Linked DNA regions of Homo sapiens: region 1 is linked to region 2. Evidence: read pairs that join two places in POLR2A ChIA-PET (ENCODE). Cell type or tissue: PC-9. All regions are shown on one strand. Each heading gives the region's core, and the rest is flanking DNA. Links, peaks and the distances in the headings are about the cores only.

Region 1 (9,701 bases), core at 3,618-7,617, 420 kb after region 2:
TTCTTTCTTCTCTCCTATCTGAAAAAGAAGTTGTATCTAGAATATATAAATCAACGTGAAAAAGACAGTCCAGTAAAAAAACTGGGCAAGACTTGTGTAGGCATTTCACAAAAGAAGATATCCAAGTGGCCAATAAACATGAAATTGTGCTCAAAATCACTGGTTATCAGAAATGTAAATTAAAACCCAAACAAGATACCAATATATACCCATCAGAATGGCAAAAATTGAAACAGACGTTACCAAATGCTGGTGAGGATGTGGAACAACTGGAGATTTTATACACCAGTGGTGGCAGTGTAAATTGGCTACCACTTTGGAAAATTAATTCCTAGTGGAATTAGTACATGTTTCTTTGTGTACACAGATGGACACCAAAAATATATAATGTTCTTGTCAGCATTATTACATATATCTCTCAAACTAGAATCATCTAAAAATTCCCTCAACAGTAAGAATCAATACATTTTGCTATATTCATACAATGGAATATTATATAGCAATGAAAATGTGTGAATTGCTACTCTACACATCACCACGAATGAATTTCACAAACACTATGCTGACTAAAAGGAAACAATATGAAAGAACACATACCGTGTGATTACATGTAGTCCACAAATCAGTAAGATAAATCAAGTCAGTAGTGCCTAGGAAGGGGCAAATGGAGGCTTCTGGGATACTGGTAATGTCTAATCTCTTTATCTCAGTCATGGTCACAGGGGTGTGTTCACTTTGTAAAAATTCATCAAGCTGTACCTTTTTTTTTCTTTGTGCTCTTTGGTATATATATTGTACTTAAAACATTAAATTTAAACTAATATTTTAAGTATAATATATATTTAGATATATACTTAATACATATACTTAAATATAATGTAATAGCTTTGGCAGAGCTGTCTGTCCAGAGAGAGAGTTATGTAGCACTGAACTCATAGCTTCTGTCTCCAGAACCAGTATTATTCAGGAAGTCCTTGATCTACAGCTTTGGGCCATGTTTGCTAATCAAGAGTGACTGACCGGGAACCGGTAATATTCCATGGTTACCTTCCATGTTTCACTTAACCTTATTTTCTACCTACAAAGGTCTGGAACAAGGTTGAACTTTGATGTGGTCTCTGCTGGGCTTCTCTCTGACCTATGACATCCTAGCTTATGTACCTAGAGTGGCCCATGGAGCAATATGAGGACTTCAGTGAGTTTATCCATGTTCAACTCTTAGCTTGGGGAAGTTCTAAAAGTTTGTGATTTCCCTTTCTTTCTCTTTGTTTATACCCTACTTTTTTGGGGGAGAAGGGTTAGTTTTGACACTGTTAAGAAGAGTCTGTACTGGTAAGCAAGAAGGTGGAATTCTCTTATAGTTTCATATGCTGTCTAGAATTTCTCAGAGTGCATAGGCTTTTTGAAAAATAAGAATTCCATATATCCCAGCAGTAATTTGTAGATCCATAAACTCTTTCAACAGTTTTATATGTAGAATTTTAATCTGTTCGACAAACCTGTTCTTTCAGGGCAAAAAAATACATACATTTTCCCCACAAGGATTTTTGTCTAATTTTGTTGTAGTAATAGACTGCATTTACATTTAGAATTGCTTTTGGTGCCTAAGCATTATGATTCATGTATTTAGTATCTTAATATACAGTTCTATTGAGTTTAGGAGAAAACATGTATTGGGGAGAAATATATTTCTTGGCTATGATGTAAGATAAAGAAACGAGTAATCTTGGTGAAAAATGTTCTCCAAATGCAGAAACTTTTAGAATTGGGAGATTTGGAACCTTCAGTGAACACTTATGGAAGGCCTGTTGAATGCCAAGCACATATTTTCTTTTGAAGTTGTATTTTAAGACTTGGTTTGATAGAACAAGTTACATATTTGGTGTTAGGAGGGACTTTGGAAAATTTGGAATCCTCTTCTAATACATAAAAGGTAAAGAAAAATAAGTATTGCTGTCTTTGGAAGTCTTTAATTAATTTTTTTGAGACACTATCTCACTCTGTGCCCAGGCTGGCATTCAGGGTCATGATCTTGGCTCACTGCAACCTCCAGTTCCCAGGCTCAAGCAATCCTCCAGCCTCAGCCTCGTGAGTAGCTGGGACTACAGGCATGAGCCACCATGCCCAGCTAAATTTTTTTGTATTTTTTTGTAGAGAGAGGGGATTGTTGTCCAGGTTGGTCTCAAACTCCTGAGCTCAAAGTGATCTGCCCACCACAGCCTCCTAAAGTGCTGGGATTACAGATGTGAGCCACCATACCCTGCCTGTTTCTGGAAGTCATAACTCTATTAAAGCACTAGGAAATTGGCTACATCTGACAAGTAGCCACCTCTTCCCCCTAAATTTTCTATATTCTTTTTCTAGTTCCATCTAGTTGGATTAGGTTAAACTCCTGCCCCACCTGAGTGTTTTTCTTTTTTCTTTTCTTTTTTTTTTTTTTGAGACAGGGTCTTGCTCTGTAGCACAAGCTGGAGTGCAGTGGCGCAGTCTTGGCTCACTGCAGCCTCTGTCTCCTGGGTTCAAGCGATTCTCCTGCCTCAGCCTCCTGAGTAGCTGGGATTACAAGTGTGCAGGACAAGCCCAGCTAATTTTTGTATTTTTAGCGGAGATAGGGTTGGCCAGGCTAGTCTTGAACTCCTGACCTCAAGTGATCTGCCTGCCTTGGCCTCCCAAAGTGCTGGGATTATAGGCGTGAGCCACCGCACCTGGCCTCATCTTTAAAATACTGGTAATGCTACTTACTACACTTGATTTTGTATGTATAGTATGAAGAACAGTTGTATCATATGCTAAGTCCCAATCAAAGGTTTGTTATTTTTCTTCAGACTAGCCGCTAAACTTTTTTTCAAGAGACCATCTGTATTACCCTATGCCCACAAACACCTGGCCACTGTAAGAGAAAGCTAGAAGTTTATCCTACTCTCAAGTTTGCAGCTGAGGGATATGGGAGGGACCAGATGCATGGTTGTTTTTCCAGGCGGTGTTGGATAATGGCAGCTTACTTACGTGTTCACACACTATTGAGTTAAACTAACTGGACTCATTAGAAAAGGTGTGGGCAGGAACACCTTGGAGAACTAACTCCAGCCATGGGCTCTCCCCAGGGATATGCACCTTTTGCTGTTCTTGGAGCCTCTGTGTTCGGAGCTGGCTTGCCTAACTAGATGCAGAGCATGTTTGATTAGAAGAATTACTCAAAGATGATTAATATCTAGTGACCATCCATTGTGTTTCTAGCCCTGCTTGCTCCTTCCCATGGTATTTATTGATTTTTCTGTGCTGGGTCTTAAGAATACCAAGATGGATAAGAAATATTTAGAAACAGTGAGACCAGGAGACCAGGCAAAGTGCAAAATGAGACTAGAGCAGTAGAGGGATGCAGTACAAAAACAAAAGAGGGAAGCGGGGAAGCTAGGGAATGATTCGCAGCACTATGGGACTGGCAAAAGAATCCAGAAGATGACATACTAACACTTGCAGTTACCAATATGTTGTTAAATATTAGTGTCTGGGGATCTGTTAGGTAGAGATAAAACTTAATGAGATAAGACGGAAAATTGGCTATATCTGACAAGTAGCCACTTCTTACCCACTAAATTTTCTATATTCTTTCTCTAGTTCTTAAGGTGCCTCCTAGTGATATGATTCAGCACAATATAATGCACTGTTACTTCACATTTGGGAATTTATTCACATAAAATCCTAAAAGAAATTTAATCAGAGTTGAAAATACTAGCATGGTTAATTTTTTTTTCTTTTGAACAGGCAATGTAGAAAGACGAAAATGTGTGCTAGCATGAAAATTGTATTTGACCCTCTTTTCCTTTGCTTATAGGAAGACAGCGCTTCTTGTGAGTCAAACAAAGAGAAGAGGCGAGTAAAAAAAAAGGTTTCTTCTGGAGGGGTGTTTGTGAGAAGGTACTAATCAGTGAAATAACTAAATTGACCTGCTAGATTTTTCTCTTTCATTAAAAAAATTGATATAAATGTGAGTCTATACAAACTATCTCAGAATTACTCTGATATGCTTCTGTTCCAATTCTGATGGCAGAAATGTTATATTAAAGAGATTTAGAGATTTTTTAAATGACACGGACTCAGTTGTGCACCTTCTCCCGATATTCTTCTTATATATCTCTACACAGGCAAGTCAAGAGATTTATGAGTAATTAATTTTACAAGTATTCACATAAGCTTTAAAATATTAGCTGGTATAGTAATCAAAAGAAATCTAGTTCTAGATATTAAAAATTATTAAAAATTCAATTATGGTTCCACAATAGAATTATATTTCTTTCACTTTCTAGAGAGTACCTTTCACTTCTAGTGTGGATATGTTTAAAAAAATTTTTTTTCAAATGGCGTAACTGCAAGCTTTTTAAGAATATAGAGAAGAGGCAGATTGGACAGGATAAGAAACACTTGGCTTTATTTTTTCCTCTTTTTCTCCTTGATCTTAAAGATTAGTAGTGCTTGGCCAACTAAAAAACAACTATGGCTTTTCAGTTCAGTTCTGACTTCAATTCCCTCTTTTTTCCTACCCCCCTCTCTTTTCTCTTCTCTTCCCTCCATGAGCTAGCAAAGATTTATAACTCTTGGGTCCAGCTGTGTAGCTCTTGTCTCCCCCTGAAGATCTGTCACTGGTTTTGGGCTTCCCTGGCAGCAGCCATCTCACCATTCCATAGACTGCCCACCCTTTGGACCCTTGCATATACTTCATGTGGACGCTAAAGTCATTTTGACATGGTATCATCAGAACTAGTTTGCTGTGACAAGAGTGCATTTGATTGCTGAAACCAGTTCAGCAGGTTAAGGGTCTGTAAACAAGTGTTAAAAAATGAACTTTGGCTTCCAAGGTTAATCCCAGCTCTGCATTGTTGTGTAATCCTAGGCACAACTACTTAATCTCTTTATATAAAATATACCTACCTCATATGGCTGTCATTGGGAGAATTAAGAGGTAGTAGAGGACTTGGAACAGATCTTATACAAAGTGCCCAATAAATGTTGACAACTGTTATTACTATAGATTGAAAGCCACAGAAGAACTAAAAATAGTGAATATAAGGGTTATTAAAAGGATAGGTGAGTCATTTTTTAACACTTGCTTACGGACCCTTAGCCAGCTGAACTGGTTTCAGCAATCAAATGCACTCTTGTCAGGGCAAACTAGTTCTGATACTAGGTCAAAATGGCTTTAGTGTCCATGTGAGATAGATGCAAGGGTCCAGAGGGTGGGAAGTCTGGGGTATGGTGAGAGGGCTCCTGCCAGGGAAGCCCAAAACCAGCGACAGATCTTCAGGGGGAGACAGGAGCCACAGAGCTGGCTCCAAGAGAGTCATAATTCTTTGCTAGCTGGAGGGAAAGGAAGAGAAAATAGAGGCAAGTAGGAAAAAAGAGGGAATTGAAGTCAGAACTGAACTGAAAGCCATAGTTGTTTTTTGGTCAGCAAAGCACATTTATTGGGCACTTTGTGTGAGATTTGTGCCAAGCCCTTAACTATCTCTTAATTCTCACAAGAGCCATATAAAGTAGGTATATTTTATAGAGAAAGTAGTTGTGCCGAGGATTATATAATGCTGATCTGGGATTCCAACCTTGGCAGCAAAAGTCTGCATTCTCTTAACCATTACTGGGATTTCAAAACCATTTATCTTCCCTTCTGGGACTACAGACAGCCTTACTTTTCCCCTCTAACTTGATGCTAAAGTTAATCCCAACCCTGGAAATAGTTTGTTGTACTTGCTCCAGTTTTCTCTAATTTCTTCCTGTACCAGTGAGGTAGAAAACACCAGAATAGTGTTGTAATAAAAGCATACACACCCTGTGGCAGAGGTTCCCTGGTTGTCCTCCAAAATCCATTCTCCCTTCTTCTGTAGTGGGAAGGATTTATGTGGTCTGTGGCCGCGCAGGATAAGAACTAACTTCCCAGCTTGCCTTTGCAGCCAAGAGACCAAGTTGTGTTCAGAAGGATGTGAGCAAAAATGTTACGTAAAACCTTAGGGTCATGGCTATAATGCCACCTCTTGCTCTTTTCTTCTTCTGGAATGTGGATGTGGTGGTGAGTCAGCCACTGGACCTTGTGAATGAGGGCAACACCAGGATGGCAGAGCAGTAAAATAAGGAGCAAGGGCCCTGACACCATGGAGCTGACATATTAGCCCTAGAATGCTTACATTGGACTGTAAGAGAGAAATAAACCTAATCTTATTTAAGCCACTGCTATTCTGGATCTTGTTACAGCAGCTAAATTAAAATTATAATACAATTCCCAAATTGTGTATATTTATTCATAAATCATATACCTATATTATTGACACATTTAGGTTAATGAAACAAAAAAAAAAGGTTATTAAAGAGATTTAAGTTATTTTGTTCCTATGACTTAGTAGATTGTCCATCTCATGAGAAAGAGTACTCAGGTTGAACCCTACTAGTATATTGAGTGACAGCATGAGAGGGTGAGATTTGGAGTTAAAGACTTGAGTCCCTGTGACTTACTTGCTGGGGGACTGTGGACAAGTTACTTCACTTGGCTAAACTTGTTTCTTCAGCTGTAAAATGAGGATACCATCTACCTAAGAGGAGAGCTGTGAAAATAGGTGAGCACATATATGTTATTTAGCATATTTGCCCTCATATAGTCAATGATAGCTATTTTTTTTCAAAATAGCAATCAGTAGTTTCAGTGATAATGACTACAGCCTTTCCCACTGCCCTTTTTTTAAATATTAAAAAATACTTAAAAAATAAACAAGTGTTACATATCCAAATTCTTCAAGTTTGACAACATTATAAGCTTTTAATTGTTTTTCCAATAGGTGAGGGTTTTTCCTGACTCTTGCCAAGTCCTTACATACTCTTGCCTGGCCTATTTTGTCACCAAAGCAGTATGGATAGGCAGGTTAGGATCTACACTGTGGCTATAAACATGGTGAAAGTAGCTAATCCTTGTGGAGGCTTCTTACCACTCATAGAAAATGCCTAAAAGGTGTATTACGCTCACTCAGTATGAATGCAGTATTTTCAGCATACCCATAATTAAATATTTAAAATATTAAAAAGTTTGGATTAAGGTCAACTGAGATTTATGAGTATCATTTATTCCACAGGCGTTTAACAAGTACCTCACATGTGTCTAGAGGCCTTCTGAGAACTTGTAGTTTAGTGTAGGAAAAAGATACGTATAATTGCTGTTTCATAGTGAAGTGCAAGTGCTGGAATAGAGGTATAGTTTTAAGGCATATAGAAACACAATCCTCTCATCCTTATTTCATATATTTCCATCACTGAAACAAAAATTTACCTGAACCCCAGAACCACCATCAAAATGAAGTTTCATGGAAAGGATATAGGATCTAAAAGTAATGGGGACAGGGTATGGTATGCATATTTCTATTCTTCTGTTATTGGATACAAAGCACTTTGTTTGCTAAACCCCTACAATGAGAAAGAACGCAGATCTATTTAATATTTAGTGGCTGTATAACCTGGGAATAAGTATATTTATTTGTTGGGGCTTGAGAAGGTCCAATAAATGGCATACCTCCTTTCCATTCTGGGTTGTGAATATAACTAAGATGAAGAATGAATAAACTAATATAGAGGCCTAAAAAACACCTTTATTTGCTGATAAAACTATTGGAGAAGTTTTTTTTTAGGAGACAGGGTCTCATGTGTTGCCAGGCTGGAGTGCAGTGACTATTTATAGGTATGATCATGGTACACTTTAGCCTTGATGAACTCCTTGGCTCAAGCAATCCTGCTGCCGCAGCCTCCCAAGCAGCTAGGACTATAGATGTGTGCCACTGTGCTCAGCAAGAGAATATGGGTTTCATCTTAAGGCCAGTAAGCTTCTTATCACTGAACTCTAGAACTGGACAGATTTACCCTGTCTCAAGCATTGCTCTACTGGGCCAGGCCTCATCCTGCAGAGGCAGAGCCTGATCCCATAGAAGCAGAACAGAATGAATGTCTCTTCAGATGGGCTGGTCCCAAACAGGAGTGGGGAGGAAGTGGGCTAATTGCACCTTGTTTCTCCTTCCAGATTTACAATTGGGCAAGTCACTTTACCTAGGGCAGAGTGGATAAGGGGATGAAGAGTGACGACAGTGTTATGCTACTGGAGCTTCCTTCACATGGAGGAAAGACGCATTCCCTCTTAATATTTTAGAATATTTTAAATCTTAACAAACCAATAATTTACTTGTTTATGTCTCTCTCCTTAAGATTGTCAATTCAATGAGAATGAAACCATGTTCATCTCTGTGCACACAGGGACTAGCATGCTGTTTGGCATATAGCAGGCAGTCATATTGGTTAACTGAACAAATGCAGTATACTTTGTTACAGTGGACTTTAATATATATGGTAACTTATTAATTGACTCAGTGAAAATTAATCTATAATATACTAAGAACTCTCTTAGGCAATAGAGATAAAAATGAATCAGAATGTAACAGGATAATGTCAAGGTTTTTCTTTTGAAAACAAACCAGCAGTTAGATTTTTGAGGAAAATATAGTTGGAAAGCCTGACTCTCACTCACTGGACCATATGGACCAATCTCTTGACTGCTCTATACTGCAGATTCCCTGTTTATAGCTAAACAAATGACAAGGCTATTTTGAATAATGATTGTCAAACTTTTATAGCTATTACCAAGGCATTATGAACTCAAAATGTTTACTTTCTGGTCTTGTCTTCTTGATCTGGGTAAGACTGAAGAACTAAGATGAAAAGGATATTTTAAAATTTCTTTGAAATTACATATGATTTACTAATAGATATTACTTTGTAAGAAAAAATATATCTAATAACAAAACAAAATACGAATTTAAATTTTCCTATGAGTTTCTTGAGAGTAGGTACTAGATATCAATGTTTGCTGAATTGAAGTCATTAAGAAAAGCTTTGTTTTATGTAATAAATTTAAGATGGGTTAACTTAAACTACATTAAGAAGCAGGGATAAACTGGTTTTTGAGTATCAAATATTTAAAAAATACATGTAATAATCAGAGCTCAATATTTAGCAACTCTACAGATTTCATATTAAGTGTTGTAATTTGCACTAAAGCACACATTTATTTATTTAGGTAATGGAGTCTTGCTCTGTCACCCAGGCTGGAGTGCAGTGGTGCTATCTCGGCTCACTGCAAGATTCTCCTGCCTCAGCCTCCCGAGTAGCTGGAATTACAGGCATGTGCCACCATGCCTGGCTAATTTTTGTATTTTTAGCAGAGACGGGGTTTCACCATGTTGGCCAGGCTGGTCTAGAACTCCTGACCTCAAGTGATCCACCCGCCTCAGCCTCCCAAAGTGCTGAGATTACAGGTGTGAGCCACCGCGCCTGGCCTATCATTTTAAAATTTATTGTTTTAGTTCATTACCAAAAAGAAATCAATCTCCAACTATATGGTAAGTCACTTTGAAAACCCACACAACTTTGTTGTAATAATCTTTCATTTTATAGAAAAATGTAATTATGCAATGGTTATCAGGAAAGTTAATTCAGTAATAAATATGTAGGCTAGGGAATGGTTTACAAATATTCAACCAATACCCACAAAATCCTGTATGATTTACACAACTGTTCAAGCAAACATAAGAAAACTCTGGTTCAATTTCTATTAACTATCAAAAGGACAAAATGCTCTTCTATCTCAAACCAGGTCTGAGTGACAGCTTTTCAATATAATA
Region 2 (9,701 bases), core at 3,697-7,696:
CATCCTTCTAACATATTTATAAGTTCTATCTTGTTTCATTTCCTATCTCTCAAATTAGAACTCCATGAGAGCCGAGATTTTTGTCCATATTGTTTATTTCTACATCTCCAAGTTCCTAGAAGCAGACCTGGCTTAGAAAAGGAGGCCCAAAAAATTTACTGAATGAACTTAAAAAGTGTCTAGTTGTCTGTGGCCTCATACTGGATGCCCATCATAGACATCTATAAATACACGTATGCAAGTTCATAAACATGTTGTAAATCACTTTGGTACTTTTTACGTGGGAAAGAAAAGTTGATATAAATGATTAATAGAAATATAAAGAGATTAACCTTCAGCTGTGTGTTAATAGTGGAAAGAACAATGAATTAATTCAGTAGATCTACGTTGTACATTTTTACTAGCTGAATGACTTTGGGTAAGTTACTGACCCCTGTGAACCTCAATTCTCACTGGATTATAGAAAAAAATGTTTTTTAAGAAAGATAGTACCCTTCTCTCAGAGAACTACTGTGAGACCCAAGTCAAATAATATATGTGAAAATAAATAAACTATAAATACTATACAAATGTGCGATGTCATTATAGTTATTACCATACTCTGTAAGCATAATAAGTATTACCACCACCAAGAGGTAAATGAATCATGAAAATGTAAATGTACAAATTATATGAGAAAAAAACATTTAGGTACATTAAGTATATGTGTGTTTGTAATACAATCTAAAATTGCCTGCGCTGGCCAGGCACGGTGGCTCACACCTATAATCCCAGCACTTTGGGAGGCCGAGGTGGATGGGTCACTTGAGGTAAGGAGTTCGAGACCAGCCTGCCCAATATGGTGAAACCCTGCCTCTACTAAAAATACAACAATTAGCCGGGCGTGGTGGGGCATGCATGTAGTCCCAGCTACTTGGGAGGCTAAGGCAGGAGAATGGCTTGAACCCGGGAGGCAGAGGTTGCAGTGAGCCCAGATCATGCCACTGCAATCCAGCCTGGGTGACAGAGCAAGACTCCATCTCAAAAAAAAAAAAAAAAAAAAAAAAAAAACTACACTCCAGAAGTGTACTTTTTTGGTTTTGTTAAAAACAAAAAGGAACACTCATGTAAAATAGAAGCCTTAGTTTTCAACTACCAGGTAAACTTTTAAAGTAAACTACATAAGGAGTTGGATTCTCTTAAATTAACAAATCGCCTTTATCATTATTCCAAATTGACAAGCCCAACCCAGATAGGAAACTCTCCATTATTTGCAAAACAAAGAAGCTATCCCAACAGCCACATAATAAGCAAACTGCATTTGATTTAAAAGGTCATCTGAAATAGCCTAGTGGCTTAGCAACAGTGTTTGGAGTTGCTGAGAGACCTAAGATGCACATGGACTTGAATTTCTTGGTCCTAGACATGTGAAAGCTAAACCAGTCATTGGAAAATCTACAAAAAAAAAAAAAAAAAAAAAAAAAAATCCTGGCTTTCATGAGAGGATCTAGATGCCTGGGTAAAATTCCCCCAACAGGGAGCTTCACTTAGTCACTGGCAACAATTAATTTGCCTGAGAAATTATGTTAAACTAACCAGCTCCTCAGGGACTCCCTTTTGGATTTATACTAAAATAACTGAAAATGACTATTGGTAAAATAATGCCTACAAGTTGGGAAAGACAATAAAACTCCCCCCAAAAAGCAACTGTGGAATAAAAAAAGAATTGCTGTAATGAGACTATTAACAGGTAAACAAATGTTTACTGATTGCCTATTATATATCAGGCACTGATTGGGCACGGGACTCCACAGTCAACAAAACAGACAAAATCTCTGTTGCTTACTTCCACAATAATTTGTTCCTTGAAATAACCCTGTTAGGTACTCATTATTATTCCTAACTAATATGAATTGGCAATTTGCCCAAGGCCACGCAGCTAATTCAGGGAAGAAGAAAAATGGCATCAAGGTCTACCTGACTTCAAAGCCTTAACAGAAAAATCTCCAATCCAACAGTTAAAGATTAAACTTCCCAACCGGAAAAGCAATCACACTTGGATTCATGTGAGGCAGCCTAAGGAGAGGCCTGGAAACAAAGATTAAGATACTTTCCACAGGGCTCCTTGGACACTTTCTTTTTTTTTTTAATTATACTTTAAGTTCTGAGATACATGTGCAGAATGTGCAAGTTTGTTACATAGGTATACACATGTCATGGTGGTTTGCTGCAGGCATCAACCTGTCATCTACATTAGGTATTTCTCCTAATGCTATCCCTCCCCAACCCTCACCCCCCGACAGGCCCCAGTGTGTTATGTTCCCCTCCCTGAGTCCATGTGTTCTCATTGTTCAACTCACACTTATGAGTGAGAACATATGGTGTCTGATTTTCTGTTCCTGTGTTAGTTTGCTGAGAATGATGGTTTCCAGCTTCATCCATGGCCATGCAAAGGACATGAACTCATCCTTTTTATGGCTACATAGTATTCCATGGTGTATATGTGTCACATTTTCTTTATCTAGTCAATCATTGATGGGTATTTGGGTTAGTTCCAAGTCTCTGCTATTGTGAATAGTGCTGCAATAAACATACATGTGCATGTGTCTTTTTAGAATGATTTTTAATCCTTTGAATATATACCTAGGAATGGGATTGCTGGGTCAAATGGCTCTAGATCCTGGAGGAATTGCCACAGTCTTCCACAATAGTTGAACTAATTTACACTCCCACCAACAGTATAAAAATCTTCCTATTTCCCCACACCCTCTCCAGTATCTGTTGTTTCCTGACTTTTTAATAATCGCCATTCTAACTGGCGTGAAATGGTGTCTCATTGTGGTTTTGAGTTGCATTTCTCTAATGATCAGTGATGATGAGCTTTTTTTCATAAGTTTGTTGGCCGCATAAATATCTTCTTTTGAGAAGTGTCTGTTCATATCCTTTGCCCACTTTCTGATGGGGTTATTTGTTTTTCTCTTGTACATTTGTTTAAGTTCCTTGTAGATTCTAGATATTAGCCCTTTGTTAGATGGACAGATTGCAAAAATTTTCTCCTATTCTGTAGGTTGCCTGTTCACTCTGATGATAATTTATTTTGCTGTGCAGAAGTCTTTAGTTTAATTAGATCCCATTTGTCAATTTTGGCTTTTGTTGCCATTGCTTTTGGTGTTTTAGTCATGAAGTCTTTGCCCATGTCTATGCTTGGACACCTTCTTACTCAGCAACCAGAAATGTTTCACAGCTAGTGGTCATGAAGTACACAGAACAGACACACCTATGGCTGTTCTTTTACTTTGGGAGTGCTGTTTCTTCAGAAAAGTAGGAGAATTTTGAATTTTTTAATTACTTAATTTTTGCATTGTATTTCTCATACCTACCAAACTATAGAAAAAGATTTCTTTGTAGAAGTAGACTTGCCACTGCTAAAAGATAAACCAGCATCTTTACACAGTCTTGCCTTTAAATTTTCACATGCTTCTGAAGCCTTCCTGAGCTGTGTATTTCATTCATCATCCTTATCAACAACCGGCACATTTACTGAGCATTCATTATGCGCCAGTCACTGTAGCAGATGCTAAAGATACAGAGATGATTAAGATGAAGTCCCTGCCAGTGATAAATTCACAATCTCATGGGGCAGATAGAAACGCAAACAGGTAACTACCACATGGAGTGATAAGCGGTATTTACAGGTGCTAGTAGAAGTAAGGGGGAAGTGGAAACCTATCCTCCCTTATGGAATATTTCTTGGAGAAGGTATGAATCTTAAGGAAAATGGAAAAAGAGGATGAGAAAGGACATTCAGGGACCATTTCATGCCAGTTAGAATGGCGATTATTAAAAAGTCAGGAAACAACAGATACTGGAGAGGGTGTGAGGAAATAGGAACATTTTTACACTGTTGGTGGGAGTGTAAATTAGTTCAATCATTGTGGAAGATAGTGTGGCAATTCCTCCAGGATCTAGAGCCATTTGACCCAGCAATCCCATTCCTGGGTATATACTCCCTTTATGTTCTGTGGCTAGAACATAAAGGGCAAGGTGAAGAGTGTACTTTCATTTATTCATTCAACAAATATTTTTTGAGCATAGATATTTGCCAGATCTGGGCCAAGTACTTTGATGGGCTAACTCTTTTAATGCATCACAACAACTTTATGGGGTGAGTGGTATTATTATTCTCACTTCACAAAGGATAAGACTGAGAATCAAAAAAGCTTAAGTAATTTTACTCAAGACAGCTCATTCTACCTTTGTATAGCTCTTCTTGAAAGTCCTTTCTTACACTGAGCTAAAAGTTTCTTACATGGAGCTCTAATTCCTACCCACTTACTTTTCTCACAAAATATGCCCCCTTCTCCAATGATGATGATAATAGTAATGATGATGATGATCATCATCATCGCTTTGACAATCTGAGAAAGATAACATAAAAAAGCAAATGGATAACTAATATACTTGTAAAAGGACTGGAGGAAACGAGCTTCTTGCCCTTCCACCTCCAGCCATGTAAGGGTGCTGCCTTAAGGTGCCATCTTGAAAGCAGAGACTGGGCCGTCACCAGACACCAAACCTGCCAGCATCCTCATCTTGGGCTTCCCAGCCTCCGTAACTGTGAGCGATACATTTGTGCTGTTTATATATTACCCAGTCTCAGGTGTTTTGCTATAGCAGTGCTAGTGGACTAAGACAAACCCAAAGGCTTATATTTAGGTCTTTTTCAACCCTCTCAGTTCTTTCAAGTTTTCCTATTTCAAATACCATAAATTTGGCACAATTTCCTTAAACATCCTAAGCAGACGTATTTGCTTAACTGTCACTTTATAAGACTGAGCTGAAGAGTATAGTTTTGAAGAATCCTGTTGAGAACAAGGAATACAACGTAAGGAAATTAAACAAAAAGCAGTTTTACGTTTTCCATTAAAGTGTCTGGCCTTTTATTTGGGGACAGGTATCCTGCTGGATGGAATACTATGCAGCCATAAAAAGGAATGAGATCATGTCCTTTGTAGGGACATGGATGGAGCTGGAAGCCATTATCCTCAGCAAACTAATGCAGGAACAGAAAACCAAACACTGCATGTTCTCATTTATAAGTGGGAGCTGAACAATGAGAACACATGGATACAGGGAGGGGAACAACACACACTGGGGCCTGTCAGTGGGTGGAGTAGGGGGAAAGAGAGCATTAAGAAAAACAGCTAAGGCCAGGCACAGTGGCTCATGCCTGTAATCCCAGCACTTTGGGAGGCCGAGGCAGGCGGATCACCTGAGGTCAGGAGTTTGGGACCAGCCTGGCCAGCGTGGTGAAACCCCATCTCTACTAAAAATGCAAAAATTAGCCAGGTGAGCTGTAGTCCCAGCTACTTGGGAAGCTGAGGCAAGAGAATGGCTTGAATCCAGGAGACAGAGGTTGCAGTGAGCCAAGATCATGCCATTGCACTTCAGCCTGGGCGACAAGAGCAAAACTCTATCTCAAAAGAAAAAGAAAAACAGCTAATGCGTGCTGGATTTAACATCTAGGTGATGGGTTGATAGGTGCAGCAAACCACCATGGTGCACGTTTACCTATGTAACAAACCTGCACATCCTACACATGTACCCCAGAATTTAAAAATTAAAATTAAAAATTAAAAAAGAAAATAGAATGAGTCTAATAAGTCTAATAAGAGTCTAATAAGAGGCCTTTTTTTGCAAAGTGGGCAGTGCCACTAGCCTAAACTCAGAGTCAACTTCCAGGCAAACAGCTCTCCTCATCCCTAAAAGCTTTTGGCTATGTACCAAAGGCCAAATTTGACTTATTTAAAATAATCTGTAGAGCACAGTGGTCAGAGAGGTACTTGCAGGAGCAGCAATGCTGCCAGGGGCCTGGGGCTGGGCTGTCCGAGTTCCCATGTGCTAAGCCCACTTGAGCCACAGCCACGTCCGGGGATGAGACAGTTTTTGGTCCTACTATGAGCAAGAAGAAAAAGAAGAATCCCTTTATGTTAGATGAGGAAGGGGATACACAAACAGAGAAAAACCAGCCGAAGAAGTGGAACCAGAACCAGCTGAGGACAACGATGTAGAAGCTGATGAAGACGACGGTAGGAAAAAAGACATTTCTGATGTTCTAGATGACTTGAACTTCTTTAATCAGAAGAAAAAGGAGAAAAAAAAGACATTTGATGCTGATAAAGCTGAAGAAGTTGTAAAGGATCTTAAGATTGAAAGTGATGTTCAAGAACCAGATGAACCAGAGGAGGACCTTGACATTATGCTTGGCAATAAAAAGAAGAATGTCAAGATCCCAGATGAGGATGGAATACTAAAGACACAGCTCTAGCCGGGCGTGGTGGCTCATGCCTGTAGTCCCAGCAATTTGGGAGGCCGAGTCAGGTGGATCACAAGGTCAGGAAATCAAGACCATCCTGGCTAACATGGTTGAAACCCCATCTCTGCTAAAAATACAAAAAATTAGCTGGGCGTGGTGGTGGGAGCCTGTAGTCCCAGCTACTTGGGAGGCTGAGGCAGGAGAATGGTGTGAACCCAGGAGGCGGAGGTTGCAGTGAGCAGAGATTGTGCCACTGCACTCCAGCCTGGGTGACAGAGTGAGACTCCATCTCGAGGAAAAAAAAAAAAAAAAAAAAGACACAGCTCTAGAAGATGAAGACAGCAAAAAAGACGATGCTGTCTCATTCAGCAATCAGATAGGCCCTGATAGGTAGGTCAGAAAGAGACTGCACATATAAGGAGCTACTGGATCATATGTTCAACATTATAAGGGGAAAGAATCCAGACACAGTTGCTTGAAAGAAAAGGAAATTCACCATGAAACCTCTACAGGTCGTCCAAGTAGGAACCAAGAAAACTCCTTTCATCAACTTTATGGATATCTGTAAACTATTACATCAACAGCCCAAATGTCTCCTTGCATTTCTTTCATTTTTTTTTGTTTTGTTTTTATGGTTTTTGGGGAGTTTTTGTTTGTTTGTTTTTTGAGACAAGATCTGGCTCTATTGCCCAGGCTAGAGTGTAGTGGTGCAATCTCAGCTCACTATAACCTCCACCTCCTGGGCTCAAGCCGTCCTGCCACCTCAGCCTCCTGAGTAGCTGAGACTGCAGGTACATGCCACCATGCCAACTAATTTTTATATATTTTGTAGAGATGGGGTTTCACCATGTTTCCCAGAATGGTCTCAAACTCCTGGGCTCAAGCAAGCCATTTGCCCTGGCCTCCCAAAGTGCTGGGATTACAGGAGTGAGCCACTGCATCCAGCCTCCTTGCATTTTTGTTGGCTGAATTGGGTACAAGTGGTTCTACAGACGGTAATAACCAACTTGTAATCAAAGGAAGATTCCCATAGAAACAGAAAATGTCTTGAGGAGATATATCAAGGAATATGTCATTTAAGTTATGGGGCTCCACCCTTATGAACAGAGTAGTGCCTCATAAAAGGGCTGGAGGAAACTAGCCCTTGATACATCAAGGAATTGTCAAGGTGATGTCACACATGCCAATCACCAGACACAATCCTGCAGAAGGGCATCCGACTCTATTTCTTACAGTGTGAAAGTTGTCCTTCTCAATGTTCTGTTGCCAGTATCAACACCAGGCTGTCACGGGCAAATAAGCACAGCTCCATGCCAAAGCTAACCAATTTGCTAATCACTAATTTTGCAAATTGTGTTGTGGAGATTTGGCTGGATAAGTTTGCCATCAGAGTGGATCTACCATTGTATTAAAAACGAGATTAAAAAGCTGCCAAGTTCTTTGGTGAGTAGTTGGTTGGTCTGAAATCCTTGCAAGATGGCAATGCTCAAGCTGGTGATATATCCATTGCCTACTTTAACAACTGTCAGAGAAATGCGACATGGGGTAAGGAGATGCCTTTTAAAAATCATTCATAGACTTCTGTAAAATGCAAGATAAAGTTTTAACAGATTTTTTCAAAAAATAAAAACTAAAACAAATAAAAGAACTTCTAAAAGAATGACATTTACAATTTTAAAAATAGCTCTGGTTAACAGGTATGTAGTGGCATCTCCTATTTCTATATAGACTTGGGGAAATTCTTGATTAACTTGTTGCTATTTTAATAGCTGACAACCTAATGTTCAACTCAAAACATGGAAATTTTGAAGTCCCAGTCAGATACACATGGAGTCTGCTCAATTAACTCTAATGTGAACCAGTGGCAACTGTGTGACTTCTTAAGGAACAGTGTAATGTAGAAAAACAAACATGGGATTTGTAGTCAGGCCATGATAGAAAGCTGGCTTTATCACTTAGTAACTAAAACAAAGCTGGATGAGCTTTGGCAAGTGATTGAACACAGTGACCTTCAGTTTCCTTCACAGTAAAAAAGGGGCTATAAAAACTACTTCACAGGGTTGTTGTGAGGATTTAACCAGGTAATTTATTTAAAGTGCCTCATTTAGTACTTGGAACAGAATGAAGTGGGCACTTCAAAAGTGATGAATACTGAAAATTTTTTATTACCATCAACAACAACATAACAATAATAAGACAAATTAAGAACAACAGATGATGCTTTATTTTGTGCTGGAGAGTTTTTTTAATATTTAAAAAATTTTGTTGCTGTTGATTTTTAAGACTTTCATAAAGCACATTGGTAATAGAGCAAAAAATCCTATCTCTTCTCAGCATCCTATCTTTCAAGGCATAGGAAAACATGACAGGTAGCACTGTTGTATTCTATGTTGTTATATTGTCCAGCATTTCCCTGGTTCTGTTTTTTCAGATATTCTACAAATGTTCCACCAACTGAAGTTTATCTTTGGACAGCAAAAACTCACCTGAAAACAATGTTTGTGTGTGAACTAATGTTTTTGCCTCCATACATAGTAGTGATCCAGGAGGGCCTTGGTCTCACACCCCACTGTTGAAAACAGTCATCAGAAAGTTCCTTTAAGTTCCATGAGTGAGGTTCAAACATGTCATCGACACCATTAGTACAAAAGGGCATGACTACTTCTGTGCAGGCCTAAGAAGCAAACCAAGAGAGAATCCAATTAGAAAAATGAGGCAAAAAGAGGTTAAATAAATTACACAAAGTCATAATGCTGGTAAGTAGTGAAGGCAGGGTTTGAACTCAGGCAAGGCAGCTTCAACGCCCTGTTCTTTACTTCTGCGCCATATAATCTCTCATTATTCTTAAAAAGACTTGGCCAAGAAGTCACGGAAGTCAGGATTATGTCCCTTCATAGCAAACTGCTTGATTTCACATTTATTATCACATTTAACCCTCAAAACAACTCTGCAAGGAAAGTTTATTATTATTAGTCTCATTGTGCAGATGAAGGACAAATTAGACTCCCTTTCTTTTATATGTCTATAAAATGCTTCCTTTGTAGGACTTATCAAGATCTATTGAAATACTACTTACTTACTTTTTTACTACACTAGATTTGATCATGTACCATTTATCTTTGTATCTTTGAAACCTAGAGGAGTGCCTGACACATGTAAGAACTCAATATCTATTTGGTGATTATTAAATGAACAAATGAATGAACAAGAAAACTTGTCCATAGTATCACAGCATAAGGTAACAGAGCCCAAAACTGGATCCAGGTTAGGTGACAAAATCTTGTGTACCCTGATTTTTTTTTACAGCACAACTGTGTCAGTGAAAAGTAAGTTCCACTTGGGGAAATTATACATATTTACCTGATAGCTCCAACCCAGTGTTCCCAGACTGCTAGTTGCTGTCTCT

Evidence for each region. ChIA-PET counts read pairs that join two places held together with the same protein. Peaks named below come from ENCODE experiments on the same cell type or tissue, not always from the same donor. Only the 100,000 strongest peaks of a DNase experiment are listed, where the experiment ranks them.
Region 1: POLR2A ChIA-PET joins it to region 2 with 5 read pairs; 2 of 35 experiments call an interaction of 5 or more read pairs at or near these places.

What each region holds. Positions count from the first base shown.
Region 1 is chr11:83,252,010-83,261,710 of GRCh38, forward strand. CCDC90B (coiled-coil domain containing 90B) reads right to left here. Exons shown (of 9, transcript NM_021825.5): 9 at 7,072-9,701. It also overlaps a transcript of ANKRD42 not described here. Among named protein-coding and RNA genes, the nearest start is that of CCDC90B-AS1, 29 kb to the right of the region's middle. RefSeq lists a silencer at 5,898-6,192. In PC-9, for the core only: no CTCF peak of the experiment used is centred there; DNase peaks (open chromatin) are centred at 4,822, 5,122 and 6,062; H3K4me3 peaks cover 1,075 bases; H3K27ac peaks cover 3,329 bases.
Region 2 is chr11:82,829,606-82,839,306 of GRCh38, forward strand. PRCP (prolylcarboxypeptidase) reads right to left here. Exons shown (of 9, transcript NM_005040.4): 7 at 9,656-9,701; 8 at 8,782-8,969. It also overlaps the pseudogene EIF2S2P6. Among named protein-coding and RNA genes, the nearest start is that of LINC02734, 53 kb to the left of the region's middle. In PC-9, for the core only: no CTCF peak of the experiment used is centred there; no DNase peak of the experiment used is centred there.